Linked DNA regions of Mus musculus: region 1 is linked to region 2. The links are chromatin loops, found by intact Hi-C in ENCODE. Cell type or tissue: gastrocnemius. All regions are shown on one strand. Links, peaks and the distances in the headings refer to the core of each region. The heading gives the core; the rest is flanking DNA.

Evidence for each region. A loop is a pair of places that touch in the nucleus more often than their neighbours do. Peaks named below come from ENCODE experiments on the same cell type or tissue, not always from the same donor. Only the 100,000 strongest peaks of a DNase experiment are listed, where the experiment ranks them.
Region 1: it touches region 2 in a loop (6-fold over the local background); 2 of 42 quality-filtered maps call a loop at or near these places.

Annotation. Positions count from the first base shown.
Region 1 is chr4:76,174,135-76,189,791 of GRCm38, forward strand. All of the region lies in intron 13 of Ptprd (protein tyrosine phosphatase, receptor type, D), which reads right to left. Among named protein-coding and RNA genes, the nearest start is that of Gm46893, 160 kb to the right of the region's middle. In gastrocnemius, for the core only: no CTCF peak of the experiment used is centred there; no DNase peak of the experiment used is centred there.
Region 2 is chr4:76,229,496-76,245,152 of GRCm38, forward strand. Ptprd (protein tyrosine phosphatase, receptor type, D) reads right to left here. Exons shown (of 40, transcript NM_011211.4): 13 at 14,150-14,291. Among named protein-coding and RNA genes, the nearest start is that of Gm46893, 100 kb to the right of the region's middle. In gastrocnemius, for the core only: no CTCF peak of the experiment used is centred there; DNase peaks (open chromatin) are centred at 8,517 and 11,727.

The sequences.
Region 1 (15,657 bases), core at 4,368-12,367, 56 kb before region 2:
TCGAGGAATAAAACTGCAAATCCCTGCAGCTTTCTGCCACAGAAAGGCAGAGGGCCAAGGCCATCAGTCGGCTTTAGAGCGGCTTTTTTTTTTCTTTCTTTCTTCTCGATGGAGGAATACCTAGAAAACTAATCCATCCAATTATCACAAACCTCCCTTCCCCTCAACAATCAGTGTGCCCTCTTACTTTGGTAATGATTTATTTTCAAAAGATGAAAATTAAAAAGCATCACACCTTACAATTTGGCTAGTCCCATTTTTTCTTTCATTTATTTAAAATGAACAGCCATAAAATACCCTGAAAAAAAAACCCAGACTTTAAAACACTCAATTCTTAAAAATATTCCTTGGATAGAAATTTCACGCATGCTCTCTATCAAAGAAAATTGTTTAAGGAGGATATTAATTCATAAAAATAGCTTACTAATGAAAAGTTCCAAAAACTTACTACCTGATTTATAACATTCAATGTATGATAATTTATGAAAACTAGCAAAACAGAATGTTTAGGTTATTTTCTAACATATAAAAAAGTTAAAGGTTTGAGAAACATCAAGGGGCAGAACTGCCTATATTATGTTTTCTTGAAACGACAAACCAAGCAGCAATTCATTTCTTAGTTGTTTTTCTTCTTCTTCTTTTCTTCTTCTTCTTCTTCTTCTTCTTCTTCTTCTTCTTCTTCTTCTTCTTCTTCTTCTTCTTCTTCTTCTTCTTCTTCTTCTTCTCCTTCTCCTTCTCCTTCTCCTTCTCCTTCTCCTTCTCCTTCTCCTTCTCCTTCTCCTTCTCCTTCTCCTTCTCCTTCTTTCTCCTTCTCCTCCTCCTCCTGCTCCTCCTCCTCCTCTGCCTCCTCCTTCTCCTCTTCCTCCTCCTCCTCCTCTTCCTCTTCCTCCTCTTCCTCATTATTATTCTCTTTCTCCTCCTCCTCTTATTCCTCTTCCTCTGCCTCCTTATTCTTCCTCTTCTTTTCTCTCTTCATTTGAGACAGGGTTTCCTCTATGTACCCCTTGTTATCCTGGAATGTACTTTGTAGATCAGGAAGGCCACAAAATCAGAGATTGCCCTGCCTGTACCTCTGCAAGGCTGGGATTAAAGATGTGCATCACAGTGCCCAGCTTTGGTTTTCTCTTGTTATGGAAACCTTCCACTTGCAAATTCCCTGCCATCTGGGATGGGTCTATTTAAGGAGAAAATGGGCGGGCTACCCTAGGCATATGGCTACTGCACACTGCTCCTCCCTGCATGAAAATTCCAGGGACAAAAGGGAGAGAGCTTTGCTTTTTTCCAGTATCAACACAAAACCAGAGATTATTTTTATTAGTACAAACTCACTGTGCATAGGAAAGCATTTCAAACAGCACTTTTGCTAATAAAATGTGTACTCTGATGATGTACCCCTTTGATGTGGCCCCCTGCCCTCTTCTGCCTCTTCTTGCTCCAATGGTCTCCTTCCCATTGTCCAATGGTTCACCTTCTACCTTCATGTTATACATTATTGTTTTTACTATGTTAAACACCCCATGCCTTTTACCCACAAGCCATGCCCTTTGCCTTAATTTTAGCAGAGCAACCCATTTTTATGAGATTGTATAAAAAGCAACCTTTTCATTAAAAACCATCCATTCAAAAATGTACCACTGAAAACAAACAAAATATGATTCTAAAGGCTATGCTTTAAATAAACAAATTGCCCGCAAAACAAAATAAAACAAAAGCAACAGCAGGAGCAACAACAAAACCAGAAACAATTCATACTGTATTTGACAGGTATATAGGACATCCTAGGTATATCCTTAGTACTCCACATAAACACAACAAAAACAAAAAAATACCACACAACTCTAAAGTCAGCTGTAAAACAGGATAGAAGAGACAGAGGGCCAGAAAGCATGATCCAAATACCACGCATAATAAGATAGCAGGTTCGATGTACTGAGGCGTATTTCAAAGCTCCAGACCTGACACTGCATTATGAACTGCTACGCAATGGTGAAATTTCAGCAAAGGACTCCACTGAAACATAGAACCTTGTAAGTACTGTGAGATCAGCCACTATGGGGCATTCTCCTCAGTGGAAGGGCTCTAGCCTCACTTATTCAGCCTCCATACATTCTGCTGGTTTTTGCCTACTTACTATTAACTCGGATTCCATTTGCACTGTAGGCAGTTTTCTGACTTCATAAAGTCAAGTCATGCACAACACACACTTTTTTTTTTGTACCATTCATAAGATTCATTTAAGTTCCACAAGATTTGGTTTGGTGGGCTTTCTCCTCCCATCTTTGGGATTAACAAAAGCTGTTATTAAATACATTTTTTCTTACTAAAAGTTCAATGCAAAACATTTCATGATGCATTTTAAGTCATTATTTTTAAATTAAAAGACATATAGGAATATATTTGATGCTAGAGAAATTGCTCTGAGGTTAACAACCCTTATTGCTCTTGTAGAGGACTGGGGTTCACACAGCAGCACCCACAGGCAGGCTCAAAACTGCCTGAGTTCCAATTCTAGGGGAACACAGTATCATCTGGCCTCCTCACTGCACCTAAGCTCACTCAGGCACAGCACATAAGTACAAATAAAATAAATTGGCCTATCCTATCAAAAATGTAATTATGTGAGGGATACTATTTTTAAAACTTTTGGAATTATTTTTAAAAAATACTTCACAGCTGGAGGTGGTACCCATGGCTTCAACCAGAGCTCATAAGAGGCAGAGGCATGCAGATCTCTGTGAGTTCAAGGCCAATTTAGTTTACATAGTGAGTTCCAAAATATCCAGGGTATGTAGAAAGAGCTTGCCTCAGAATCCAGCCAAACAAAACCAACCAAACAAAAATGTTTCTTTAAAAATACATAAAAATAAATGTTGAGTACTACAACTAAAGTACATTTTCATTCTAGCAAGCAATATTAAATAGTTAATTTAATTTTAAAATAGAATTTAAGTTTTAAATGAATGAGAGTAAAACTGAAGAAAACAAATACCAGATTGCATCAATCAATATTGACTCTTTAGGACCAAATTTAAGTCTATGAAGCAGAGTTAATTTGGCACTGTGAAAGAAAGCATTGTAAGAATTATAAGAACTTTAGCTAGTGTTTATTACTACAACAAAATTGCAGAGTTCACGGAAGTCTTCTTTTGTGATCCTTTTTCATAAAGGTTCACACTTGCTTTTCTTGCCAGAAAAATAAACACATACACACAAACACACACAGACACACACACACACACACACACACACACACACACACACACACACACACACACATTTTAGATATTAGAATATCTGCATGTACAAAATACAAAATATTTTTGGGATATGACTCAGGTGTAAATACTAAACACATTTTGATTTCATGTATACCACATGTACCAAAGTATTTTGCAAAATATTTTAATAACTGTGTGCACTAAACAAAACTTATTTATCATAGCAGAAGGGTTAGTGGTATCTTCTCCCCCTGGAGCCCTGAATAAGTAGAATATTGCACACCTGTGTATCGACTGAACTGTCCCATGAGAAGTCAGTGTGACATTCTTTGAAAGTTTTGTATTATGGGAACATTTTGAATATTGAATTTTTCAAATGAAGATATCAGACCGCTATTAGAATATGAGCAACTGAGAGGCAGGTTCTATAAGCAACTAAAGGCAGGCGCCTATTTGCATTCTCATCTAGGGATGTGGGTGCTGCATGTGTGTGTACAGGTGGCAGAGCAGAGGACATGAAGCTGTTGGATCCTCAGAAGTCACTATGTTTCAAATACTGGACTAGATCCCTCCCCACATTACAGTGTAACTGCCAGAACAAACTCTGCTGTTGGGTAATTTATATGTAAAAGGGCAAGGTAAAGCAGACTGGGGAAGGGGAAAGGAGGAGGAAGTAATTTAAAGTAACACAAAGTTGTACTCATGAGAAATTAAAAGCAGAGAAAATGCCAGGTGTTTAGGGTTGTTGCTGACAGGCACAACAGTGGAAACCAGTCTGCCTTACAGGCGGGTGCTTCCAATTTCCAGTGAAGACTTTGTAAATACATTAAGACAAACCTAGAAAGGTAAAGAGCAAGTTAATAACTAGAAACCTGATGGACAGTACGCATTGAACACAGAAGTATAATCACCCAGATGGTATTGTTACTATTATCAGTGATGAGATACTTTGAACAGTGCATTATAAAAGCATACTGGAAAGAAGAGAGACGCATGTTAGAGTATATTCTGCATACAAAGGAAGCAAACTCTCGATTAGACACTCTTGCTACCATAATGCTGATAAGAAGAGGGTAGTGAAAAATTAAACATTATTAATTAATACTGTCTTTTTTCTTTGCTTCTGGAGCAAGGTCTTATTCCATGTCTCAGGGTGACCTTGACACATGGTAATCCTCCTGTCTCAGCCTCATAAGTGCTCAAATTATAGGTGAGAGCCAACAGATACTGTTAGTTTTAAAGCAATGGCAATTTATTTGGCTTAGTTATAAAATATCCTCCAAGGGATAAAAGAACCCTTATCTCTTCTCTTTCACAGGCATAACTAACATGATGCATGACCCATTTTCTTTCAGTGATGGCGCTTAAAGGATCTGCTCATATCATCCAGAGCATTTCCCTGTGCAATCCAGTGAATTGTTACCATGAAAAACAAAAATCATCTTTGTGCTCAGTGAAGTTTTAGTGGAAACGCTATCCCAGCTGCTTGGATGAACATCTCTTCAATTTTGTGTAGCATTCTGTGAGCATTGAACTACTTCCTATCACAGAGATCTGTTTGTCCCCTTAGCAACTGAACAGCATGTCAGAAAACTGAACTGGACAAGACTGGAACTCCAGTACATTAAATAAGTGAGCCACTATATGTGGACGGGGATTGTAAACAATAATAGTGATAATAAATACACTAGTCATTATTATGTTTCAATAACAACTTCATCACAATACAAATAATTTCAAAACCAGTTATGCTCAAAATTAAGATTGTGAAACAAACAAGCTGCTATCTTTTATAAAGTAGTTTAAACACTTCAAAAGTAGCAACTTAATAATGATTAACAAGTATAATAAGCAGTCTCATTCCTATTAACAAACAAACAAACAAACAAATTAAAAAAAACCCTTTCAATAGCTAAAGACAGAGAGAAACATGGTCTTGCTAAAACATCCTACTAAAAGTATGGTAATAAATATTCTTAAGGAAGGTGGCTTTTTATAATAATAAAAAATGGTGCTTTCGTACCAATGACTGCCCGTGAGGCATATTCTTAGGTCGACTTGTGTAGTGTGACTATTTGTCAAAACTTGCTTCATCATTTATAGTCTCAGAGTCCTTTTCCTTTTAGCTCAATGTTTTGATGGAATCAATACAAATCTGCTTTTAAAATATCTGTCTCTGACCTGTGTTTGTTTTAAGCTGTGTCATTCATAATGGTGATGGATTGGTAATGCTATTCCTCTGTCTGCACAGAACACCGCAGTATAAAAAGCGCATATATTTTATGCCCAAGGTCAGGAGAAAATTAATGGATAAAGAGCCTGATAAAATGGAGTTGAAGCTGAATGGGCTGAGTGCGCTCTACAGGGTACAGCCCACGCGGGCAGTATGAAGTCCATTACACTTAAACACTCTGGAAGCGTTCCAAAAGTGAAATCGTTTCCACAGGCTAACACATAAAAGCACTGAACTGCATGTGGCTGCTGCAGAATGCCCGAGGGTGCAGACAAAGTGCTCCTGCACAAGTTTCTGTGGCATGTTCCATCTATCAACCTTTACCTTGAGCAACAGCCGATTTGGTGTTTATCACTAGAGTTGAACAAGATATGCTCTCTTGTCATTAGTAAACTTCACTCTCTGCTCTCCTACTAATCCACTCTTTGCTCCAAAAGCAACTGGGGAACATGTAAAAAATTTACTGACTAGTCAAGAGGCGTCAAGCTTGACAGCAAACATTCTAGTCTTTATTTCATTCTTCCAACCTCCGAAATCTCATCAGCAACAAAACAAAACAAAAATTGTTTGTTTGTTTGTTTGTTTATTTCTTAAAGGAATAAAATCAAAAGCCAACAGCTCTCAGTGAGCATTCTCAGAACTGGCAGTCATGATTTCCGCAACATTGCCCCAGTAGATAAGGATGTAACAGCCCACAAGAACATATGAAGATGAACATTCTGCAGAAGCAACTAAGTCCACATCAATGAATTTCTTCCAACATGTTGCTGATAATCACAGCTTGGCAAACACTAAAACTTCAGGTTTAGGTTAAAAAAAAAAACAAACAAACAGAATTTGACATAGTCTGTAACTTTGCATTCTTTGTTTTAAACATCCCGTTTGTCCATATAATACAGGTTTTTGAACCCTGTAAAACGACATAAAGTCTTCAGGAAGCTGTGGAAATTGTCTTTTTATCTCTGAAGGCATGCTCCAATAGCAGTCAATCAACAGGGAGCCAAACTCATCCAGAGGATCAAGAGAAGGAAGTTTCTGGGAACAGTTTTGGTCATGGTGTTTTTCAGGCTGATTACACGGCAAAAGAAAAAAATAGAACTATGAAATAACTGAGTAGATGGAACTAAAACTAAGGCATACAGTGCTGACACAAAAATGAAAAACAGAAGGAGTCGCCTCTAAGCTTGATGCCACGCTCTAAAGCACTTTCTCCTGTGGCTCACAAAGGCTGGAGGTGGGATTCAATGAGCTTCGTCGTTCACTGCCACAGGCAACTTCTGAGTGTCTGTGAAAGTGGATTTAAAAAATTCGTTGTGGCTCTAACAAAAACCTGAATCTTGGTGCTTCAGGTTCTTTGTAACATTATGGTGCAGAAGAAAATGTCAAATGGATCTTCCATCTAACCAAAATTTAAAAACAAAACCTCCCCAAAATGTTGCATGACACAGTTAATATAAAATGTCCACAGTTTCTAATTTAAGGACAGAGGTTTTAGCATTTTTATAGCACTTCAGAGACAAGACTTCAAACTATGAAACCACAGGGCACCTGTGTGTACTAAAGGGTTTTAAGGAAACTATTCACTTAGGAAAAGGAGTAATTCAGGGAAAAATTTATAAGGAATAACAACAACAACACAATCCTCTCAGATGGTAATAAAAGGCGGAAACAACAAAAGTAATGATCTAAGAAGAACAAAAACAAGTTCCAGCCGAAACTACAGCATATCCTACACATAGAATGAGACTGTACATATATATATATATATATATATATATATATATATATATAATGTATATTGACATATATATAATGATATATGTTTTTATCCTCTGAATAGTAATTTTCCAAATTTATAAATATATTTAAAATTCCATAGTTATGAAACTCCCATTTGCCAATATTGGCCTTCAGGTTTCTATCTTCACCTGTAAGAATTCCCAAAACATTTTCAAGGTCTCAGCATTCTATTTCTCAGTATATGTACTTCTGTTAGTATATAGTTATTTCACTTAGTCAAGAACAGAGTTGATAAGGAAGTAGTCGAGAAATTTAGCAGCACTATGCTCCTTCGAATTGATACAGGGGAGCTATGATTCACAAGCATCGGGACCTGGAGACAACTTTGCCCGCACCATGAGTACTCGCCAGCACTCAAACCACTCTGCACACAGGGAAAGCAGCTACATTAATACTGATCCTATTCAAATCAACTTTAAGAAACAGATACATAATTCATGTTTTGAGAATTAACATGGAACCATCCTTTTCAACTACGAACCATATTGTCATCTTCTGAGTGTGTCCTCTTCCCTCCCTCTGTCCACAGTGTGGAAATACTAACAATTCCCCCTCCCTCTAAAACAGTTTCTTCCCAACACCTTAGAAAAACATTAGCAGAGTATCTGTGCAATGCTGCTATCGATGCTGCACTGTTTACTAAAGTAGACCCTTTGTTGCTGTATGTTCAAATTCATAACTAAAGTATGAATAAAGGTAACACTTATAATTTTGTTATATTCCAATTCTAGCAAAAGAAATTTAAAACTCATGTCAGTATCAACAAGGGAGAAAACATATTTCTCCAATTAATATTTTAACTTTTGCCTAGGCTAAGTTCTGTATTCTTCTTAGGCATCTGCAGAAATGGCAGTTCTAGGCACCGCCATCCTTCCTCAAAGGAAATCCCATCAATTCACCTCCTTCATATGTGTGTGTGTGTGTGTGTGCATGTGCATGTACATATACATGCATATTGTGTATATAATTGAAAATAATCTTTTCATGCAATATATTCTGATGTTTTCCTCTCTCCCATCTAGTCCCACATCCACCACACTCATCCACACCCTTTCTTCTTCTCTTTAGAAAACAAATATCCAAACAATACAGTTTTTTTTTAAAGTACAAAGCACACACATACCCACACACACACACACCATAAAACACACAATTAGAAACCATAATATACAAACAATGGACTAGTAAGACAAAAAATGCTCAAATGAAACAATATTATGCAAAAGGTCCACAAAAATACCATTGACTATATTTTGTATTGGCCATCTACTGCTGTGCATGGGGCCTATCCTTAAATGTGGTTTACATATGCAGTGAAACTCCATTGGACAGAACTATTTTTTCCATTTCAAAAAGCTGACTTGAACCAAGCAGTCCCCGTACATACTGCACAGTCTCTGTGAGAATATATAAAGTCACATCCTCAATGTTTGTGAAAGTCTAATGTCTATGGATGCTGCAGAAAATTTATCTTTCAGTTTTTTTAATTGAAGTTCTCTTAAAGTTCAGTAGTATCAGAGTAGTCCAACATTGAAACACCAGAAATAATATCCATTGAATAGTCCATGAAAATTTCCAACAAACTATCACATCCAGATAAGTATCAAGTTATTTAATTAAAGAATCATCAACTATCATGGCTGCTGCAAGGATGACTACAGCAGAATTATGTGAGCATTTTACAGCATGGAGACAATATCCAGAAAAATCCTAAAACAGTGTCTCGGTATTATTAAATAAGAATAATGAGCAGCCTGGGAGATGGCTCAGCAGGTAAGAATGCTTGTGGTGCAAGCAAGAAGACCTGCGTTGTGATTCCTACCCTAAGCATGTAAGCATGTTCCTGTGAGGCCAGCACTCTAGGCAATGTGGACGAAAAAGAGGACAGTAGGTGCTTGGTGGTTACATGCCTAGCCAAAAATGAAAGTTCCACATTCCCTGAGAGGAGACCATATGTCAAGGGAATACAGTGAAAAGCAATGTAGGAGGATACCCTACACAAGTGCCAGTGGGCTGGCACACATAAACATCTGTGTACACACACACACACACACACACACAAATACACACACACAGAGCAACAAAAGAACAATGAATTAAATATAAAGACATCAAAAATGAGTATGCATTATACATTTTCTTCTCAGTTTGAAAACATCTGATTTCAAGCTGAGAGGATATAAAGTTTTGAAAACAGGCTTGTATGTCTCATTTACCAAGAGTATGTTGAATTGTTCCCTGAAGGTAAATAAGACTTCAAGTATTCTGGAGAGGGCATGAAAAATTATATAAAGTCATCTCACAATGCTTATGGAAAATTCATTCCAGAAATTTCTGCTGTAGAAAAAAAAGTGAAGCAGAGTACTTGAATGCTGTGGTATGTCCCATCTTTCCAGGGTGTATTCCCATCTTTCTCACACTTGGAAACCCTTCCAGATCACCCACAGGACTTGATACAGAACTCATGCGAAGCAAATAGTTGTTACATTGTATAGCTTAGGAACAAAAGGTCAGTTCCTTTTTAGTTTAGAATGAAACTTTCCCCCAAGTATTGTCAAGGTGTGATTCCCTGGATACACAAATCTGAAAGTCACAGGATAGGAGGAGGACTGCATCTGTATATTTTAGAGGACAGGTGCCTTCAGGGCAGAATGACCATGGATGCAGCTGTTGACTTCAATTAGGACTGGTCTGAGCATCAAGACTCAGGTTTTAAAACACTCTTGCATTTTTTCCTCACTGCTATACCAATCTTCTAAAATTCCCATTGAAACACAGAGATGCAATCTCATAGACATAGAAAATGTCATAAATATCTATGTAGAATTCCTAGTATGTACATTCACATACACTGTCAAATTCTGTGTCTATGGAATATCTATATCTATATACATAAATATAGATGCTACAAAGCAAATGTGAAATTGTTGCACCAAAAATTAAAACATTAAGTGATAAATGTATCCACTAAATTTTATTAACTATCTTTCATGTAGTAAACAATGCGCTGTGGACCAAGGAACCAAAGACCAATTCAGGAAAGACTTTTTCACAAAGCTAAGCTCCTTAGCCTAGCTCTGTTACATGAGAAACGGGCTGCCTCAATTTCTGCAAGGAAATTACTTGGATGAGTTTACATTTCCAAATGAGGTATCTCTGACAGTCTTTAAGTCCCAGCATGTTGTAATGGATGGTATTTAGTATGCATGTAGCTCAGAAGAGGATCGTGTTTGTAGAAACTGTTTATCTGTCCTTATAATACCAAGTCCAGAAGTGCTGAGAGATTACTGAAGGCTTTTTTCATTCCTCTTTAATATTAATGGAAATACTTCTCAACCAATTGTCAGGATACAATACCTGCAGCAATTCCTGGTTGCATCATGTTTATAAAAAAGTCAATATATATAATAACTATAAACACACAGTATTGAGTTTTGCTATAATACAATTTCCAACTCCCTGATAACTCTGCTTTAGGGCTGGCTTTCCAAGTCAGAATAAAAAACTCACTGCTACTTGAGAAAAGAATATGGTATTTGCACTTTGGTGATGATTTGCATTTTTAGAGATTCTAGTTTATGTCACATCCAATGTGTCTTTTTACTTTTCAATTTGTGTGTGTGTGTGTGTGTGTGGCTATTGGTTGTATTTTCATTTCAAAGTAAACATAATTCCTCTGGGAGGTGAGTAAAATAATAATTTCTGTGTTGTTCCATTCTGAAACATATATATCTATCCACCTGTAGCACCAAGCGGGACAGGCTAACACAGCACCAAGACAGACTGAACTTGCATGCCCATTTCTTTTTCCTGTGAATATGCTGTTTAACACTTCATAGAGCAAAATTCAACAAAGCCAGGACAAATGTTTCTTTCCATCAAACTACAGTTGTATTCTATCTTTAGCCAGTGCAGTGGTCACCTCAGGAGGCAGGGATCCTGTTTCTCAGGAGGAACATTTACTTGTTCTGATGGGGCACCTTGGTGGCAAACTAAGTCTCCTTGGGATCTTCTCTGTCAGGAAAATAGTCTGGCTTTATCATTTAGTGTCTACTTAACAGCAGAACTAAATGCTTCCAATTTGTCTTCTTCCTACACATTTTCTAAACTATACTTTCATCACTAAACTTCTCCTAGATCAAAACTTTTTGATTCAAAGACTTCCCAAATTATCTAGCTTCTTTACCAATATAAAGCCTACTTCTCTGGGTTACAGAGGCAGTCTGTACATATACTACACCATGTGAGTATGTACAGACATTAAGGAGTGTGCTTAGAAACTGTAAAATAAACTAGTGGAAAAGAAGAAAGTCCACAAGAACTTCTAACGGGCTAGAGCCGCCAGTTAGCTCACTCTTTTTTTTTCAGTAAATATGTAAATGATGGATATTAGTCTTGGAAATAGATTAAATTATGAAAACTATACTTTTAGGTCATGATGGGTTTTTGTCCTTTTTAATCTGACATGTTTTCTAATAAGATTCAGTTCACAGACACTTTTATTCAACATACTAATATAATAAATGGCTTTCAAGGGTTCATTCAGTCTAAAAGTGACCAATTTATATCTTCTTAAAGGGCTTTAAAAATGGAGCTACTATTTACGGCTTTAAATATAACTATGAAGTTTTCTTTTCCTATACTTTAATGAATCATAAGAAAAATCTTCTAATTATGTTATTGATAAGAGAAAAAAAAACAAGACTAAATATACTGAGTCAAATCGTAGCAAAAGTTAATGAGTTTCAACTTTTTTTTAATCTTTTGGTTATCAAAGATGTAGTGAGGCTAATGTGTGATACTGATGCAGTGTGATTTTTTTTATAAGTTCAACAAAGGAATGTGAACCAGAATCTACCCTGTAATAACTTATTTTCTTTTGGCATAATATGTAATATTTGAAGAAACTGACTCAAGGTCTCATTTGAAATGTGTTAATTTGCACATGTGCATCCTAGGGTTTCTTACTTCAGTCCCAAAGAGAAATTATTTGACAAAGTACTAACTCCTTGACTAACAAACCATGTCAAAGAAACAAGAAAACTAAGCATACAACAGCTACACAGTAGTCTATGATATCCTATGCTCAAGGTAGTAGAATATTTCTTTTCTAAATGTGAGAGATTTGCTTAAATATTTTTAACATTGCCTATCTCAGTCTCCTTTTCCTTCTGATCCTCAATAAAACTTGATATTTTGGATCTACTTTTCTTATCCTATGCATGGCATAAAACACACTGGAAAAATTAAAGAACGAGTACAGTAAACAGCTGTGTGCAAAGCTTTATACTTGGAAAGCTGATATATCTTTGTACCAAATACCTATAAACACCTTTGCACTGTCAAACTTGGGGTTGTTCATTCCTTCCACTTTTACTCATTCATACTGCCATTTATTGATCACCTGTTCGCACCAAGCCTCTTAATAAGCCCTATCAATGAAAGGACAAGAGAGGCAGCCTTTCATGAAAGAATGCACACTCTAGAGGAACAAAAGACATGGCAGTCACAGAGCATTTAAATGGAATGCATGGGATTTTCATATAGCATCAGAGACCAAAGTAGGTTATTCTCCAGCTCTGCTTAAGGACTCAAAAAAGGCTTCAAAGAGTTAAATTGGAGAATACAAGGAGTTACCAGGTACTAAAAAAAGAACACCAGGAAATTATGCAGAAGGAGTATGAGATATACACATTGTGGGAAATGCAAGCTGCTCCGTGAAACTGGACCATCTATAGTCCCAATGGAAAGAAAGACTGGTAGTAGTTTTCCCCTACCAAAGCTGCACTATCAGCAGTTAGTAACAGAAGAGAGGCACACAAATGATGTAAATCCAGTCTCACTCCCATGATAGATTGTCATGGAATCACAAAGTTGTTTTTTTTTTTTTTATTACTATTATTTTGTTTTTAGTCACATCACAAATGCACATCAACAATGTATTGTAAGGAGGAAATATATTGCTGTTCCTAACATATGTCCTATTCAAACATTAAAATGAAATATGAAACTTGAATAGATCTATATGGTAAAGGTGAGATTAGTCCCGTTGAAGAAATGACAAAAGGTGCTACTGTGCCTTCATAAATATAAAGAAACAGGAACCATACAAGGAAAGGAATAAGCATTATAGTTGAGATGATTGAAAAACCAAGATGATTCAAAATGATACATGACTCCAAAAACATCAACGCAGTAATAAGAAATTGACTTTCAACTTGACAACACAATCTCTTGAAGCAACAGACCTGAAACGTGAAGTGATTATAGCAATTAAATTTATCTTGCGCAATAATGACCCCCAAAATTCTCCTGCTTCAATTTTAAATACATACTATAGGTTCTGACGTTCTCCCTGAACAAGGCACTTCTTAATTGTTCAAGTGAAAATAGCACATGGCCGTAACAATAACAGGACACGATGGGCCGAACCATATATTCAGGATTCCTTTGACAAGTTAATAATAAATTGCCTTGCATTCAGATGCCCATTAGGACTTTTTCACCTCTATTCTAAGCCAAGCTATGATTTGGAAAATTGTGTAATTATACAATATAGCTAGCTGGTTATGGAACTACTAGAAAATATAATACAATGGTTATCATCCAGCTGACTGTTCATGGCTCTTACCCTCTCTCTGTCTTTTCTCCTTATACATACATATAGCTATGTATATATATATGTGTGTGTGTAGATAGGCAACTAATGTGTATTTCTATTACTAATAATATTAATAGTATTACTTATAGGTTTGATTTAACAATGGCATAATTAATTATACAGTAGTTTCAAGACAAGATGAATTTTAATTCCCTTCTTAACATCCAGGATTTGAGACCGTCTCTCAGCTACTTTCTAAGAGACAGGAAAGAAAAAGTTAATTCAGCCGATTATTTCCCGTAGTCCCGCAGAGGAAGTGAATTCAAAGCCATGCCTCCTGCAGTAACTCTGGTGAGCATTGAGAAGCAGATTATGGTTGGCTATTGGTAAATACTCTAATTTCAGGAAAGCGAAAACAAGAATGTGTGTATCTACACAAAGCAGAAAGCAATGAATGATAAAGTACAAATTAATGGAGTTCAAAATAAAGCAGAAAGAGAAAGAACTGAGGAGACAGCATTCTATGTCTCAACACGGTAATTAAAACTTTAAACTTCTGCTGAGTCTGATTAAGACAAAAGGAATAGGCAGAAATACACATTGTGAGTAATTTAAAAATTGACAGAATTATAGACAAATAAGAGGATGTTTTTAGATACTGGGAGAGAATCAAAGAAAATATGTTTATAGAACTTCAAAAATAAAGTAAGAGTGAGGTTTCTTAAAAAATACATATTACTGAGCATGATAAATAATTTTTTTAAATGGTCAGGATAATGAAATACAGAAGAGGCTCTCAGTTAATGACAGGAATAACCATATAGCTGCATTTTCAATTGAGAGAAAGCATACAATCAGGCAACACAGTGCAGAGACAACCAGAGTTCAGTAAAGAGGGACATAATTAGACCACCACTCATACTAAGGAGGAAGGGCTACTTGAAAGGATTAAAGGATGAATAATTGTGGGAAAATAGAATTACTGAATAAATTTAGAAGGTTAAGTCTTTCATAAGGTTCTCAAATGACATAAGAAGAAATAATTATAAAGAAAGGATATATTTGACTCTATGTGCTTTCTGTTACTCCTTAAAAAAAAGGAAGCAGACCTCATGGACTGACACTGTATTGAAGATGAAACACACATAGCAGAGAAGCATAAAATGTACCTCACTAGGAGCCAAGGAAGAAACAGACAGTAAGATAAACTGTTTCACGCTGCTCAGAATGGCAAATTTAAGGCTGCACTCACCCAAATCCAGCAAGTGTAGGTAGAAAATACAAATCTTGCTATTGCTGGTAGAAACACAAAGTAAAATAACTATTAGAAGAAAATGATGATGTTAATAAGGTTTCTGTGTAATTTTTCTTTTCCAACTGGGCTTGATGATATTAATGTAGGCAAGTTCCTAGAATATCTCTGCTATATAAGAAAAGACACAGGATGGACATCTTTGAATTACACTTAGTCACAATTAAAAATCACCATGAAGGTTAGGAATTTAAAAGCAGATACTTAAACCTTATTCATGAATCAGATTAAAGGAAATAAAAACTATTGAAAATGTGGATGCCATGGTAAAACACTAATAGGATTTAAAATATATATGGATTTATTTATGAGCGTGCTCCTGTTTGTCACAAGGTATCACATGCATGAAGGGTCCTTTAGGGTCCAGACTGGAGGATTAGATCTTCTGAAACCGAGTGGCATAAGTTGTGGGCTGCTAGATAGCGTGGGAACCAAACCCAAGTCCTCCTCAAGAGCAGAGCATGTTCTCAATCTTAGCGCCATCTCTTTAGCC
Region 2 (15,657 bases), core at 4,803-12,802:
AGGGTGGCAGAATAAAAAGGGGAAAACAGTTTTGCTTTGTTTTTTGCACAATGGAGAAATTTTAAATTGCCAGATGAAGGCTAGTTAACAGAGAAACAGATATTGTGCTGTTAAGTTGACATCTATGTTTACTGCCCGTGCAGAATTAGCTGATAAATGGGGGTGGGATGGGAGGCAAAGTGGTTGTTGGAAATGTAGGGATCCAGAATCATCAACGTACACAAAGCCCTGAGTCTGCTGCCTCATGAAGGTGGAAAAGGAAGGATATGGGACTTTTATCCAGAAGCTCCACCATCAGCCACAGAAAACATAGCGTGGATCTTATAATATCCGGTCCAATTACAGTGGCATTAGCATATTTTGTAAAGTCTAAACCTGGGAAAATGTTAGGAAACCCATTTATCTAAACAACTGGAAAATTCTTACTCTTGCAAATTTTACAAACAACACGAATCAAGTATGAAGAGTGCAGGGTCTTTGGAATGAACCAAGAATCAAAGGAGGCTTGGTACTTGTTCTGCTTCAGTGCTGGACAGATCCCTTCTCCCCTATGGCTCCCATACAGGTTGTCGGGACTACAACAGTAGCTGAGAGAATGGAAGATGGGAGAGCTGCTGCTGAAATTAATTAATTTGTATGCAGACAGCCAGGCATTATCAAAACACACCACATCCATTTCCATCATAAAGCTGTGTATGAGTACTTTTAAACATCCTTAATTTTTAAGGCTACCATAACCAGATTTTAATCATGTTGATAGGGAATTAAGACAATATTATCTAAAACCCTAGTCCTAATGAGACAATTGTTAGTCCAATGAGACAATATTTAATGTCTTACATTGCTCTTTGCAAAAACTTTAAAGCATGTCATTAAGAATAATCATTTGACTCACAGTGGATTCTTCTACTCAGATGATGTTGGAAGAATTCTCTTTGCAACCTGAAAGGATTTCAATTACCATGGAGCTAGTGAAAGTTACCTTTATTAATATATGTTTGCAACAAAGGAAATTGTGGCCCACAGTAAGTTTGGCTATAGCATTATGGCCATTTATAATGGGCTTGATGGTAGCTTCCCATGTAGATCTGTCATGCTAACACATGAGGACATGCTTAGAACCCTTAAGACTTAGGGTTCTAACTCAAGTGAGTAGGCCGAAAACGTAATATATGCAAGGGTAGGTTGCTTTAGAGTGCACGTTAATGGAGTCTTCTTAAGGGTAAAACATCTATGTCACTTTTAATAAACATTTTATTACAAAAATCAATTTTGCTTAATGAAGTCTTCTGGGAGAAAGGACCCTTTAAGATGTTCTCCTAGTACATATTAAGACCATTTCATATTTATCATGCACTGTGTTATCTCTAACTAGAGCAAGAGAAGGAAACAGAAAGCACTAAGTGCAGTAATAAAAGCTTTTACTATAAATTAGAAGAGAAACAATAGGTATATTTCTTTCTGAGACAAAGTCTTGATATGTAGCCAGGCCTGCCCTGGAACTCACTACGTAGACGAAGTTTCTTTCAAGCTCATAGAGATCTGTCTGTCTCTATCTCCCAAGTATGCTCTGTCTATCATGCTAGACCAAAAGATCCCATGAAAGGTAATTACTTCATTTATACTACATTATATTTTCTCACCACTGTAACAAAGTCGATTCCAAATAATCCTACTTTTTTTTCTCCTAGAACATTTTTACTCAGCAGGAACTGGTTGAGCTTAGCTTCTCTGACACTTGAGATTTCATACCTTCTAACCTTCTCATGACACTGTAAGAATGCTTGGGAGCCAGTCAGAAGGTCAGAAGGCAAATGCTCCATATAAAAGCATAAGCAGGACTGTGGGGAGAGCACTGTTATTCAAGAAGGGTACCACAGCATGCAACAGCCTTCCCACATTAACCAAAATCACAAGCTTCATGGAAAGAAATAAGATTTGCTTTGAAATCAGACAGACATGTCTTTTCTTGAATATTTCAAGAATTTAGAACAATCCTGGGCTCAAATGGACAACACTGCTGAGTAAGCAGATGTCTCCTCATATATTGCCTGGGTATCACTGCAACATGCAGCAGATCTGCTCACTCTCTTCATTTGATTGTTAAAATAGATGAAGCCCAAGAAGTTCAGGACAGTGCACCCAGTCATCGAGACAAGAATAAAGGTGATACTGTGATCTAGGTTTGTGTATTTACAGAACCTAAAATCATAGACTGACCTTCAACAACTTCCTGCACCACAATCGCTAAGATAAATTAATCCAAACACTAAATATCCTTTTATGTGTATCAGTCCAACCTCATTGGAGAAGGATCTTTGTGCAGTACAAAATAGTTAATGCAAAAACTCAAAACTAGCCAAAATATAAAAAATATCTTTGAAGAGTTCATCTAAAATTGGACATCAATATAAGATTCTCTCCTGGAAAGGTTCAGGGACTATTGTAAATGAGGGTTGAGAAAGCTGTATAAGACAGAGATCAGGAAAAACTAGACTAAAACAGCATTCTCCTGACATAGCAAGACCACAGCACATGCGGACTCACAACTGCACAAGATCTGTACAAGACCAAGCAAGTCAACATTCCCAACATGGAAGGGCCAGTGTCTCAGAAGCTGCCACACTGGAGGAGCTATAGATACTGGCGTAGAGAGTATCTTTTCTTCAAGGATGTGGCTCAAGGTAGTGTAGTAGTGGTTGGATATTTATGAAAATATGGGCACAACACATTGGACTAGGTAGCTTATAAAGACAGGAAGGTGTTGTGAAGCGATAGGTCTGGGAGGAGTTAGGAGGAGGAGTGAAGTGTTAAATGTGAAAAGTATAACTTTTTAAGAAGTAAAATAAGTAAATTTCAATGAGGTTTTTATTATCTGTGTCCAACATAGAAAATGATATATTTTAAGTGTAACCCAAATTTGATGTAGGTAACCAAGGCAGCAAACTGAACAATCCTAACGTTCAAGTATTCTGCAGAAAACAGAGATGTTCTATAAATGGTCTTCACCACAAATGTGAATGTCGGGCAGCTAAAATTCTTGGCATTATATATTAGTGACCAATAACTGATCTTTGGACTTCCAAAGTCACATTTATATATATATATATATATATATATATATATACATACACACACACACATACAAGAATGTTTGAGTATCCATTCATCTTATTCCCATGTGAAAAGCTGATTTTTTAAAAAAGTCTACTGAGTGCACACACATACACACACACACACACACACACACACACACAAATATGTTGAAACAGGAAAACTTCTTTCCAGCATTCTTGACCTTCATGATAGGCTGGACATGTTTTGAGTTATGAGCTCCATAGTCCTGTATGCTAGGCATAATCAGATTGGCAGATTAGAGCATTTAAAAATATGCCTAAAGGAGAAGCAAGGTATAGTGGTTTGAACAAGGTTGGCCTAGGAAGTGACACTATTATGAGGTGTGGCCTTGTTGAAGTAGATGTGGCCTTGTAGGAAGTGTGTTAGGGGCTGGGCTTCAAGACCCTCCTCCTAACTGCCTAGAAGCCAGGTTTTTTGTTGTTGTTGTTGTTGTTGTTAGTTTTTTGTTTGTTTGTTTTCTGTTTATCTTTGGATCAGATGAAGAACTCTCAGCTCGACCAGCACTACACTTCCTGCTCTGATGATAATGGTCTGAACTTCTGAAACTCTAAGCCAGTGTCAATTATGTCATCCCTTATAAGAGTCGCCTTGGTCATGGTGTTTCCTCACAGCAGTGGGAACCCTAACTAAAAGAGAAGTGAGTAGCAGGAGTAGGGTATTTGCTGTGATAGTCCTGATCATGTTTTTGTTTGGAGGAATGTAGATTTGGGGTTTTGGATTTTGAAAGCAATGCCATGCTTTAAGTGTGGCTTAGTGAGCCATACATACAGGTAAGAATATGGAAGACAGTGGGACTGAGGGTGATTTGAACTGTGTAGCCCAGTCCAACAGGTTTCAGAGGAGAAGTATGGGGCCTAGAGACTGTTCTTGTAATATTTTGGTGAAGAATGTGGCTGCTTTTTGCCCTTGTCTGAAGAGTCTGCCTGAGGCTAAAGTGAAGAGATTCAGATTAATTGCACTGACAAAGGAAATCAAATCAACCAGGTTTAGACTCTGTTCTGAGGTTTACTCTTATAAAGACTGTTTTTATCAAGCATAGTAAGCTGAAAAAGAAAAAAATACAAATGTACAGTTCAACTACTAAAGGGGCACCAGAAAGTGGAATCCCTGTGTTGAAGGAGATAAACAAATTAAGGGAGTGGTGACCTTAGGGCAAGATCTCACCCAACTAACCTTAGTCTTTATGTGTTCATAGTTTAATAAGGGGTACTCATACCATATTCGGTGTTATTATTACCTGATTACTGTTTTATTTGGACTTTTAATCTGAAATAAACTACAATTCAGAAATGGAAGGCACACCTTTGATCACAATCTTGAAGCTTGAAGACACAGGCTTTTGAACTAGATCTTGAAGCATGGAGGCCATGAAAATCTTAGGCCTAGGCATGGAAGTACACACTTGTAATCCCAGCATTTGGGAGCCAGAGCCATGCAGCTCTCTGAGTTTAAGTTCAATCTGCACAGCAAGTTCCAGGACAGCTAAGCTTAGGCAGTGAAAGAGTTAGAAAACAGAAAACTGGTGATAATGTACTACAACTAGAGGTGGGAGTATGTTCCAGCCCCATGAAGAATCAGAACTTGGCAGCTTCGGCCATGTGGCTCTGGCTTTAGAGTCAAGAGTAGAAGGGGTTACCGGAACAATTAATGCTAGTTAGCTAGAGCTAAGAAATTAGTGGTGAATATGAAGAGACCAGCATCATCTGGGAAGTGGTTTCTGACAGCAGAAAGCTCTGTTCCAGAGATAGCCAAGGTTGTACCTCCTGCTTCAGCTGCACTAGATTATGTGTAAGAACCATACAAGTGGGACTAGTTTTGACAGCATGAAAGGATCATGGAGAGCAGCTGAGGCTTGATACTGTGAGAGGTCAGGAAAGGTGTTACAGTCAACAAATAGGGGATTACAGTTCAGTGATTGGATGAATTTCAGAAGAAACTTTAGGCTTTTAACATTGTTGAGACTGCTATAGACCATGGGGACTTTTGAAATTGGGCTAAATGAATTTTTCATTATGCTATGGCAAGGTAGGGCCCCTTTAGACTGAAGTGTTTGAACAAGCCTATAGGGGGCAGGGGCAAGAGGTAGAACGTGGTAGTTTGAATACACTTTGCCCAAGGAGTGGCACTATTAGGATGTATGGCCTTGCTGGAGGTGTGACCTTGTTGGAGGAAGTGAGTTACTTTGGGAGTGGGCTTTGAGACTATCCTAACTTCCTGGAAGCAGTCTTCTTTGGTCTGCCTTTGGTTCAAGATGTAGAACTCTCAGCTCCTTCTCCAGCACCATGTCTACCTGGATACTGCCATGCTTCCTGTTATAATGAAAATGGACTGACCCTCTGTAGCTGTAAGCCAGTTCAATTAAAAGCTGTCCATTGTAAGACTAGCTTTGGAAATGGTGTCTCTTCACAGTAATGGAAACCCTAAGACATAAGGGAGTTAACATTTTTCAGATATTTTTAATATTCAAGTCAGTATGCCAAATGCTTCACAGATAAGCAATTAGTTTCTCACAATAACCTCAAAAGATGAAAGAATTTCACATTTAGACGTTTAGAGTGTCTGAGTCCATGGAGTTAGAAAACAAGGGAATGCCCATATGAACTTTTGCCTTATATAGCAAGAACAAGAGTGCTCTTAGGCCTCCCTGTTTCACTCTCTCTTACTTTCCCTTAACCTTGATTTTGTGATTCCTTTTTCTTATTCTCCAACCCACAGAGAACAAGAAAATAACAACCATTTTGTCATATCGGGTAAAGTACACTAATGCATGTCCAGGCTATCTCTAATGTATGTTTGATGTTCTATCTCTCAGCCCATGTGTTTCCTCACTCTATGTGCACATCCTGGGCAACCAATAAATTCTGGAAATATGTGGGGAAAAGGAGTAGTGCTTACACACATGGAAAAACTAGATAAAATGAAAGTAAAATAACCAAGAAAAGTGGAAAGCATTTTGAAGTTAAACATGTCGTCCAAATGTTTGTACATATATACATATATTTTATATATGTGTGTGTATATATATGCATGTATATACATATATACATATATATACAAGAGCATATACCTCATAAATTAGACATTTATACATATGCATATATATGTGTGTGTACAAATATTTCATTCACAGAATGTTTTATTTACTTGTATAATGTATTAACATGAAAAATGACAAATTTATTAAAACCCATAATTTTGTATAACTCCTATGCTCATCTAATGGAATTTCAGTGTCCAGTTTTCCAGTTCATACACATCTCTGGATAGCTACGAGAGTGCACAGATGCAAAAGAATTCAAAGCCAAGCAGTCTACAAGGGCTGGACCCACACCTTTAAACCAATGATATTATATTTCTACTCTTATTTGCAGCTCACTTCAGTCTTATTTTATACTTTTTCCTAAGACAAATGTAGATAGAGTCCTCTCTCAGTTTCCTCACAGCAGTCCTCCTCCCTCAGTCTCCCCACAGCAATCTTCCTCCCTCAGTCTCCCCACAGCAATCTTCCTCCCTCAGTCTCCCCACAGCAGTCTTCCTCCCTCAGTCTCCCCACAGCAATCTTCCTCCCTCAGTCTCCCCACAGCAATCCTCCCTCAGTTTCCTCACAGCAGTCTTCCTCCGTCAGTCTCCCAACAGCAATCTTCCTCCCTCAGTCTCCTCACAGCAATCTTCCCCCCTCACCCACAGCAATCCTCCTCCCTCAGTCTCTCCAGTACAGTGCTCTTCCCTTGGTCAATCCAATGCTGAATTCACAGGTGAGTGTGAACATTATTACTTGACAAAGGAACTATTTCTTCACATTCCATTAAGCTAAATGTTGGCAAAAATACACATTTAATGCAAAAGATAAAGTTTAGCCATCAAGTGTTACAGTTAAAGATATTAAAAGGAAGGACAAGAAAATTTTAAGATATAAATGAAAATGTAAGCGAATTTTTAAAGGTAATAGTTAAAAGCGTTTTATCTTACTTTTTTTTCTTTTAAATCTTTAAAATAATTTTAATCTTACTTTTTATTACCCTCTTCAATAAAACATTTTAAACACAAAGGCCTATGCCTGGTGTTGTTTTCACATGTTTGCTTTATAAGTATTTTGCTTGTTTGTATTTCTGTCTTGTGGGGTTTTTGTGTGTTTCTTGCATTTCTGTGGGTTTTGTTTGTTTGTTTTTCTCTCTCTTCTTAAAGGAAAGCACCAGGGAGGAATTGGGGAAGAGGAAAAAGTTTAAAATATACTCTACTAAATTTTTTTCTCAAGTAAAAAATAAAATGTTAAGAATACTGGCCTGTATTATATCACTTAATTTAGTGTGTCAGTGTGGCTGTTAATTCATAAGTTGTGTGTGTGTGTGTGTGTGTGCGCCCATGCTCGAAATATAGGAGTGAGGTATATGCATGTATAGGCAAAGGTACATGACTCAGAGGCCTGTTGTAGAGAGTTGTCACTCTCTACCTTATTCCCTCAATGCAGGGTATCTCACTGAACTTGGACGTAAGTTGCTGGCCAGGAAGCTCCTGTCTCCACTCTCAGGGCACCTGGTTTTTTACCTAAGGGCTGGTATCTGCACTCAAGTGCTCCTGTTTATATGGGCAGTGTTCTTACCCACTGAGCCATGTCTCCAGCCTCTCATTGGTTTTTAATGGGATAAAATAAGTTGCTTGCTCTTCTAAGGAAAAATGTAATTAGGACTCTGATAATTAAGCCTGAGATAAGGTATTTGGTATATCTGTGCCCCAAATCCCAATAAATTATGCATGCATAACTTTTAAAGCTGCATCTTAATTAGTATCTTAAAATAAAACTAATTTTGAAGCCCATGATATTGAAGTTTTAAAAAATCATCCCAATTTTATTAGTGAAAGGTAGCTAAATATTCAGCTTTAAAGTATAAACATTATTTAAAACTCACATGGATTGTTGTTCTGGAGTAAATTCCCTTGCAAATTCCAATTCACAGAGATGGTCTCTGTTAACTCCATCATATTGCTCCCCATTGACACAGATAAATCACCTAAGCCAGTTGTCTTATGAGACATTCCATTCCAGTTTGAGCTAGTGTGTCCCTCTCTGATGGCTTAGTTTGGATAACTTGTATAGTTCCCGGACTGCATAGATATTTCTTCAAATATTCTTTATGGGGTTGCTTTGAACGAGGTTAACTTGTAATTCAGGACACAAAGTAAAATAGATTGCTCTCCCTTTTGTTGGGGTAGCACTAAATAAAAATGGGTAAGCATTCCACAAATGAGAAAGAACTCCTTCTGCCTAGAGCTTGCAAACCAGAACACTAGCTTTTCCTACTCACACATCACCTGAAGCATCTGCTTTTCCTGGGCTTTGGGCCTGCTGGCTATGGGACTAGAAACATACCACCCAGCCTCTTGGGTGCCCAGCTTGCCAACACACCTAGCAGATTGCTGGACTTGTCAGTCTCATTAATCATGTGAGCCAATACCTAACAATTGGGATTTCTGCTGGCAATGCTGCTGGTCATCTTTCTCCGGAATACCCTGACTGATACTCCAGCCCATGTTCTGGACAAGTAGGGAGTCATTTCTTAGACATGTAAGGTCTCTGTGGTTTACAATCTATCACACTTGCTCTGTCTGAGAGGAGGCTATCCTCTGAGCTTTTCCTCTCAAGTCTCCTCTCTCCCATGATGCATCATGTAAATGCATTGTGCATTTTCATCACACTCGTGCTCAACTGTAGGCTTCACTGTCAGAAAAATGTTTCTCTTCCATGATAAAAGCATCAGATAACACCCCCACCAAAGATCTTTGCTGTCTGACCCAGAACAAAAAATCTCAGGCTCTCTAGGTATTATTTTCTGAAACCATAAACAAACTGGCAGATACTATGACACCAAGTTCCTTTTTGACTCAACACTGCCATAATCTTTTTAAGCTAATCATTAGTAAACACTCCTATGGCTTTTAGATGCATCTAAAATCATTAAATATTTTATCTTACTATGAGGTAAGGAGAAGAAAAGTGTTCTTTCTTGAACATAATTACTTATAATGGTATTTACTCACTTTTAAGACATGATACTGGTGAGGAGAAGAACATGATGATGGTTGCGAGGAAGGAGCATGTACCATCCACACAACAGTGCTGATGAGAAGAAATGGCAAGCAAGCAAGGACAGCCCTCAAGTGGCATACACATCACCAGAGAAGAATCTTTTTATCTCTCCTCTTCTCGGAATCTCCCAACACTGTTTAAAGGGGCTCCTTTTTGCCTTCGTGACACGGAATAGAATTTTGTTTTTAGGTCCTAAAGATCAAACTGCTGAAAGTCAGCCGTTCCTCCATAACCTGTCTCTGCCCTCTGCCCCCTCTTTCTTGCAGGGAGGCAGCATTATAAAGGAACACGTTATCATTTTGTTATCAATTTACTCCAAGTGCTTCAACATTTCATAAGCTCTCTCAAATAGTCTTCCCTTAGCACCACAATTGTCAGCAAGTTTGTCCTGTGCTGGCCACCCTTCCTTTTGTTTCAGTCTTTCATAAAAATCCTTTTGTGTGACAGTCAAGCAGCTGTGCTTTGTTCTTTAATGTTCCTAGCCTGGATCCCCAGCCGAGATCACTTTATAACATAAACGGCAAAGTACCATTTTCACAGCAGGGACAACTGTGTTCATCTTCAAAAAGAGGCATTAATAAAATGAGCCTGTAATGAACATGCTAATTCTGCTCGCAGGATAGAGCACAGAGGCACAGGCTTCGCTGCCACCTCCCTGAATGATGGTAAAAGTTGTTCACGTTCCTTTTTCCTTAACAACAGCTATAATGGCTTATTTTTTTTTTGAACAGACATATTATGCAAACATCGCTCTGTGTTTTACAATGCAAGGCTGCCTCGTCTCATCCAAACTGCTCACTGTGTTTTACTATCTCAGTAACAGTCACCTTCGGGGACCGTGCTTTTTCCATCTTGCAAGAACCGACGTCCTGAATGAGGCATGTCACTGAATCAGAGAACAGTAACTGAGAAGGGGTCTGACTGATGGGATCTCCAAGCTAAGGCTTCTCTATACAAGAGGTAAAGAAGAGAAAAAAGGGGGCATAACTGAAAGATCAGGGACAAGGGCAGGTTGAATAAGAACATCATATATTTCTGTCACAGAGTCAGTGTGGCAGCTCAAATGACTACAACCTGGGCATAAATATTCTGCATTGTCTAACACCTAATAGTGCCCATATCCAGTGATATATAAAAAAGTATCACTTACTGAACTGAATTTGTTAAAACGTGTAAATGGAATGCCTTGGATTTGGCATGCTAGCGTATTAGGTGAAGCTGTACTCCATGCATTGCATGAAAAGCTAGTTTTCAGTGAGCAGATGAAGAATGCAAGGCGATGTTTACTGTTTAGCTGCTGTGATGCTGGTATTGCGCAGGCAGTGGTTTGGGGGTAGCACTATTTGTATATGGGCAAATATCTGGACATAATCCACAAAATTTATTTACTAGTTTTGTTACTAGTTTGAATGAGAAGTGTGTATTTTCAGACTGCCTTCCAAAAAAATAATAAGCTCAAGAAACATGTATGATATTTAGTCATGCTTTAAGGAAAAGAATGATTCGATTATTTTAGAACTTCCTTTTAGAGAATGAAAAAAAGGATTCTTGACCCCTTTCCTCCAGCCTTAAAGTACCAGACATTTTTGGATTTTTCAACAGTGAGAAGAGACTTTGCACAGGGTAGTCTCATCTGCCCAGCGGCTGATAACACACATCAGTAGAATGTGCTCTCTCCCAGTTTCATTATATATATTTCTATGTTTCCCTGCAGATATCAGGAAAACCTCACAGGCAATCAAGTCAGGATCCAGAGAACCAATTTCATCTGGGTACAACCTAAGTTGTACTTTCTGGTCCCTGGCATGAACCAACCTACAAGTCTAATATTTAATCCATTGTCCTCCCCAGTACCCCACAGTGGATAAGCCTCAGACTTCACTAAGCTCTTAGTGGTCCCTGCAGCCTTCCCTTGCAGCCCGCTCTGGAGGCATTATATGTATCTAGCAATCATGCAAAGCTTCTTATTAATAAACTAGACAACTAGTGCCAGCACGTGCTTGTGCTTATAAAACAACAAAAATGGAAGGCAATAATAATAATAATAATAATGATGATAATAAATAATAGAACCTGAACGACCACATTCATACTGCGTGGTCCCCTCTAGGCCCCACTTACTGAAGGATATATGCTTAACTGTCCAATAACTCATCCCAGGACATGGTCAGCCTTGGGACTTAAGGTGTCTGTCCTGTGAAAATGGTTTTAAAAGTCAGGTCAATTGGAAAAAAAGCTCTTGAGGGAAAATGTCCCCGAAATGCTCCTTCGGTGCACATGGGTGGTCAGGGTATTATAGTAATGTCTTCTGCATTTAGCCACACAGGTCAGACATTTGAATATCCAATTACTTAGGTGCTTTCTGGAGCCTGTTTGAAATAAATGAGTGCTCTCCATCCATCCTACTTAGACAAAAGCCATCATGACAGTTGGCACATTTTTGGCATTTGTCAGCAAAGTGGGAAGGAAATAAATGACCCATGTAGCTGAAACAGGCCTGTGATGAGGGCCACTGGACAGCAAGGGTAAAGTGGTCTCCATATCCTACAGCGTGAGAATGCTTGAATATCTGCCAATGCGATTCACAAGAGAAAGTAAACTCAAGCCGATAAGAAGGCTCATTAGCTCAAACACAGACACAGTCCCCTCCCTAACTCTTCACATTCTAAGCCCATAAACACCAGTTTATTGCTGGCCTATTACTAAGAGACTGTGAGCAATAGAAAGAATTATCAGCATGTAGAAAAGATAAAGAGGTGACTCTGAAAAACAAAGATGATTACACCCACAATTAACTCATGAAATGGCAATGGAAAGAATGCTAAGGTTGGGGCCATTCTACTTTTCCACATTTCAATGTCACCTTTGAGTTTTTTCATGAAACACTTTCAGAACAGCTAAATACAGGTATCTCAGAATAGAAGGTTAAGTATCTTACTAGAAGCATGTGTTTTCATTCAAATGAATAGCATATGCCTAATAGTCATGTAGAAAGTCAAGATCATATTGGAGTTGTAAAATGCATTTGTTTACACAGTGATGAACTATTTAAAGCAGAGTAGACAAGGGTCCAGCCAGCCAGGAAACAGGAAAGTATAAATCCCTGTGAATTTCTAAGGAAAATTATAATTTCTGCAAACATTTTGTTAATATCTTCATGAAATAAGTAAAGATAAAGACAAGTAAATGACATATATTATTTCCTTTGCAGAAACTCAAAGAACTTAGTGATTTTTTTAAAAAAAAGTTTCTAATTCATTTTATTTCACCTTTTTGTAATACACTTTCTATAAACTAGAAGAATCAATTGATTGTTCAAAATTTAAAAGAATATCACAGATGAGTCTGAGATTTTCTCAGGTATGGATGTGTAAAGACTCAGTTTAGCTCCCAGCCTGGATACATTACAAATACACACATGTAGATTCAAATATATCTAGATGGTTCATAGCAGAAGTATACCATCTATAAACATGGATGAGCACTTCATTATAATTTTACATCTGAATTCCAAAAACTGTCTACATTTTATTTTAGTAGATATTACAGCTGCCTGGTAGATTTTATTCCTCCTTTTATCTTTGCAAATGTTTTAAATACTTTTTAAAGTTTAAAATACATTTTATGTCATCCATTATGAGCCCAAAGACTTAGGATTTAAACCCTCAATGTCTGAGCTTCATCATGGATTGAATTGGCTGCAATTCTTTAGAATTTGAGGTTCTGAATCCTTCTGGTTCTGAAAGAATGCATTTATGGGTTAATCTGCAGTGGGCATGTTTTCTGCAGTATAGGGGCTTTCATGATCCTTTGTTCCTTAGTTTGGGACTCTATTTTCAATGGAGCTTTTGGGCTATACTTCTGGGCTCTGAGAACAGCAGCAAAGGAATGTGGCCAGAAGCCTCACTTTTACCGGGAGCTGATGTGCCTTCATACTAGACCTGAATTTTCACACGCATACATCCTGACGGAGCCTTGAAACTCTAGGGCTGAACTCCAAAACCCTTGCAGTTCTCACCCTGGCATCTATCTTTATAAAGTTCTATTCTCTGAGTCTCTCTATCCTTACAACATTTGGAGTTTTCTTTTACTAGTTTAAATTCTTCTCAAATTTTGTCAAAATTGTATAAAGAAAAATTGTCTTATTGTAAGTTTTGCAAACAATTCTGAAGCATAAAACAAGAAAACAGTAGAATAGAGAAAGAGATAAAGATGCACAGAACATTACCATAGTAATTTTATCTGCTAGCTTCTCAGTTAGGTTATGCTTCTATCTCTACTAAGGAATCAGGACTAGAAATAGAGCAAGGGGGGCATATTTTATACCACAGCACTGGCATGGTATGGGAACTCTACAAAACAGGCACCTGCAGTCCATGACATGCTTAACAGGCTGCAGAAGCAACACAAAGAAAGAGAAAGGCATCCGTCATATCATTTTATTCATCAATGGGTACCAGTTCAAAAAAACACCTGAATAAGATAATTACTTTTGGCATAAAATTTTCTTTCTTTCTTTTTAACCAATCATTTTAGGAAAGGAAGCTTCTTGAATTTTGTAGCCATCAGGAGGAATAAAAAAAAAAGCAGTATCAGGAATCAAGAACAAATCTAGACAGAAGTGATGCTAACAGTGGAGAGAGCCATACATTTTCCTGTCTAGATAGCCTTACCAAAATCAAAATGGCATCTGGCATTTAAAAGCAAAACTTCTTTTCATTGTTATTTTCTTTTCTTGATTAACATTCCTTCAAAAACCAAGAAGACACCCATGGTTTGATCAACATTTGGCACATTCCAACATTGTATAGAAGTTCTTTCCTCATGTGATCATACCACAACCCTGCTCACTGAACAGCCCCATAAAAGAGCACTTGACAGACAGAACTGCAGCCATGATACAACAACCATAACTTGAGCACTTACCACGTAAAACTGTGAGTCTTGTGGACACACTGATTTCTCCCACATTATTCGAGGCCACACATTCATAAATGGCCTCATCCCGTGGAGTCCTTAAGGGCTGTATTCTGAGTACTGATCCAGATCCATCGTCAAATTCTATTACCTATTAGAGGAAACAATAGCTGTCACAGGTGTTGTTACAATCGTCTACCTCTCAGCTAAACTTCTCAGCACAGGAGTGAGCCAGCCATTAGGCGCTGACTAGACTAGGCATCATTCTGAGAGAGCACTGAATTCTAATAAAGTGGGACAGGAGAACACTTGATCGAATGTATATACTTTGTACCAAACAAAAAAAGAAAGACTTAAAACTACCAATAGACAAGGATAGATTTCTTGTCCCTACCAAAACCCTCCATGATCCTCTCATTAACATATCTTAAGCTTAGTAATTACAAGCACACCACAGCTTGGAGGGATAAACTTCCGTTACTCACTTTGGCAACAGATGTGCTTACATGGATCCGTTTAGAGCATAATGCTTGTCACCACAAATATTTCTGTCCGTTTAAAGGGTCTAGTTCTTAACTATATATATGATCAAACCCCAAAGAGGAGCTGCATAAATCTAATACTTAGGCAGCCAACAAGTGAGCCAACCCAAAGCCTGGCAGCCTGCATTAATTTTGCCATAAATCATTCCATTTCTTTGTTCCAGCTGAACATTTTCTGCCTTTTTATGGCCTTCTTCCCATGAGATGGAGGCTTGTCTCACCAGGCCAAACATCAGTGTGCTAAGCACCAACCCTGAATTCGCTGTCATTGTGAGCTCCACTGTGAAAGGGAAGAGGAACACTGGTACTAACAGCAGGGAAGAGAACCAGCATAAAGTCTGCGACCCACAGTGGTGGTGGGAGGCATGGACAGCAGTCAGGAGCAACATGGCTCCATCCCATGATGTCTTCCTGCAGCTGCTGACTGGGACGCTGTGCTCTTGCAGTGTGTCCATGTCCCTCGACTGTGAATGACCTGAGACTTTCTACCCAATCCAGTTGTGAGGAGCTTAATCCCCGTGTCTGTGTGCATGTATTACCATACAGATAATGGCGATTACATGTTTTAATTGTATTCACTTTAGCTCCTTTATGTGTTCCACTTTAACTGTAAATTCAGAAACACTCAAAATGTTCCATTTCTCAAAACACCACTATGTATTTTCAACTCGATTAAACACACATCTAAAAGGAATCTAAGAGATACAAGTCCCAGTTATTAGAATCTTTCTTAAATAATCCACAATTTTATAAAAAAATACTTGAGTATACCACAGTTTAATATAGAAAATGTATGCACATAATTAATGTAAATTTAAATTTACATTAATTTTACACTAATTATCATTATATATTTATAAACTTTAACTATTTTGTATATTGAAACATTTTTATGTTGTCATGCATTAAAAGCCAGTGCTCTAATTTCCACTTTGAAAGCAATCAATGCATGCTTTCTATGTGCCAAACACCATA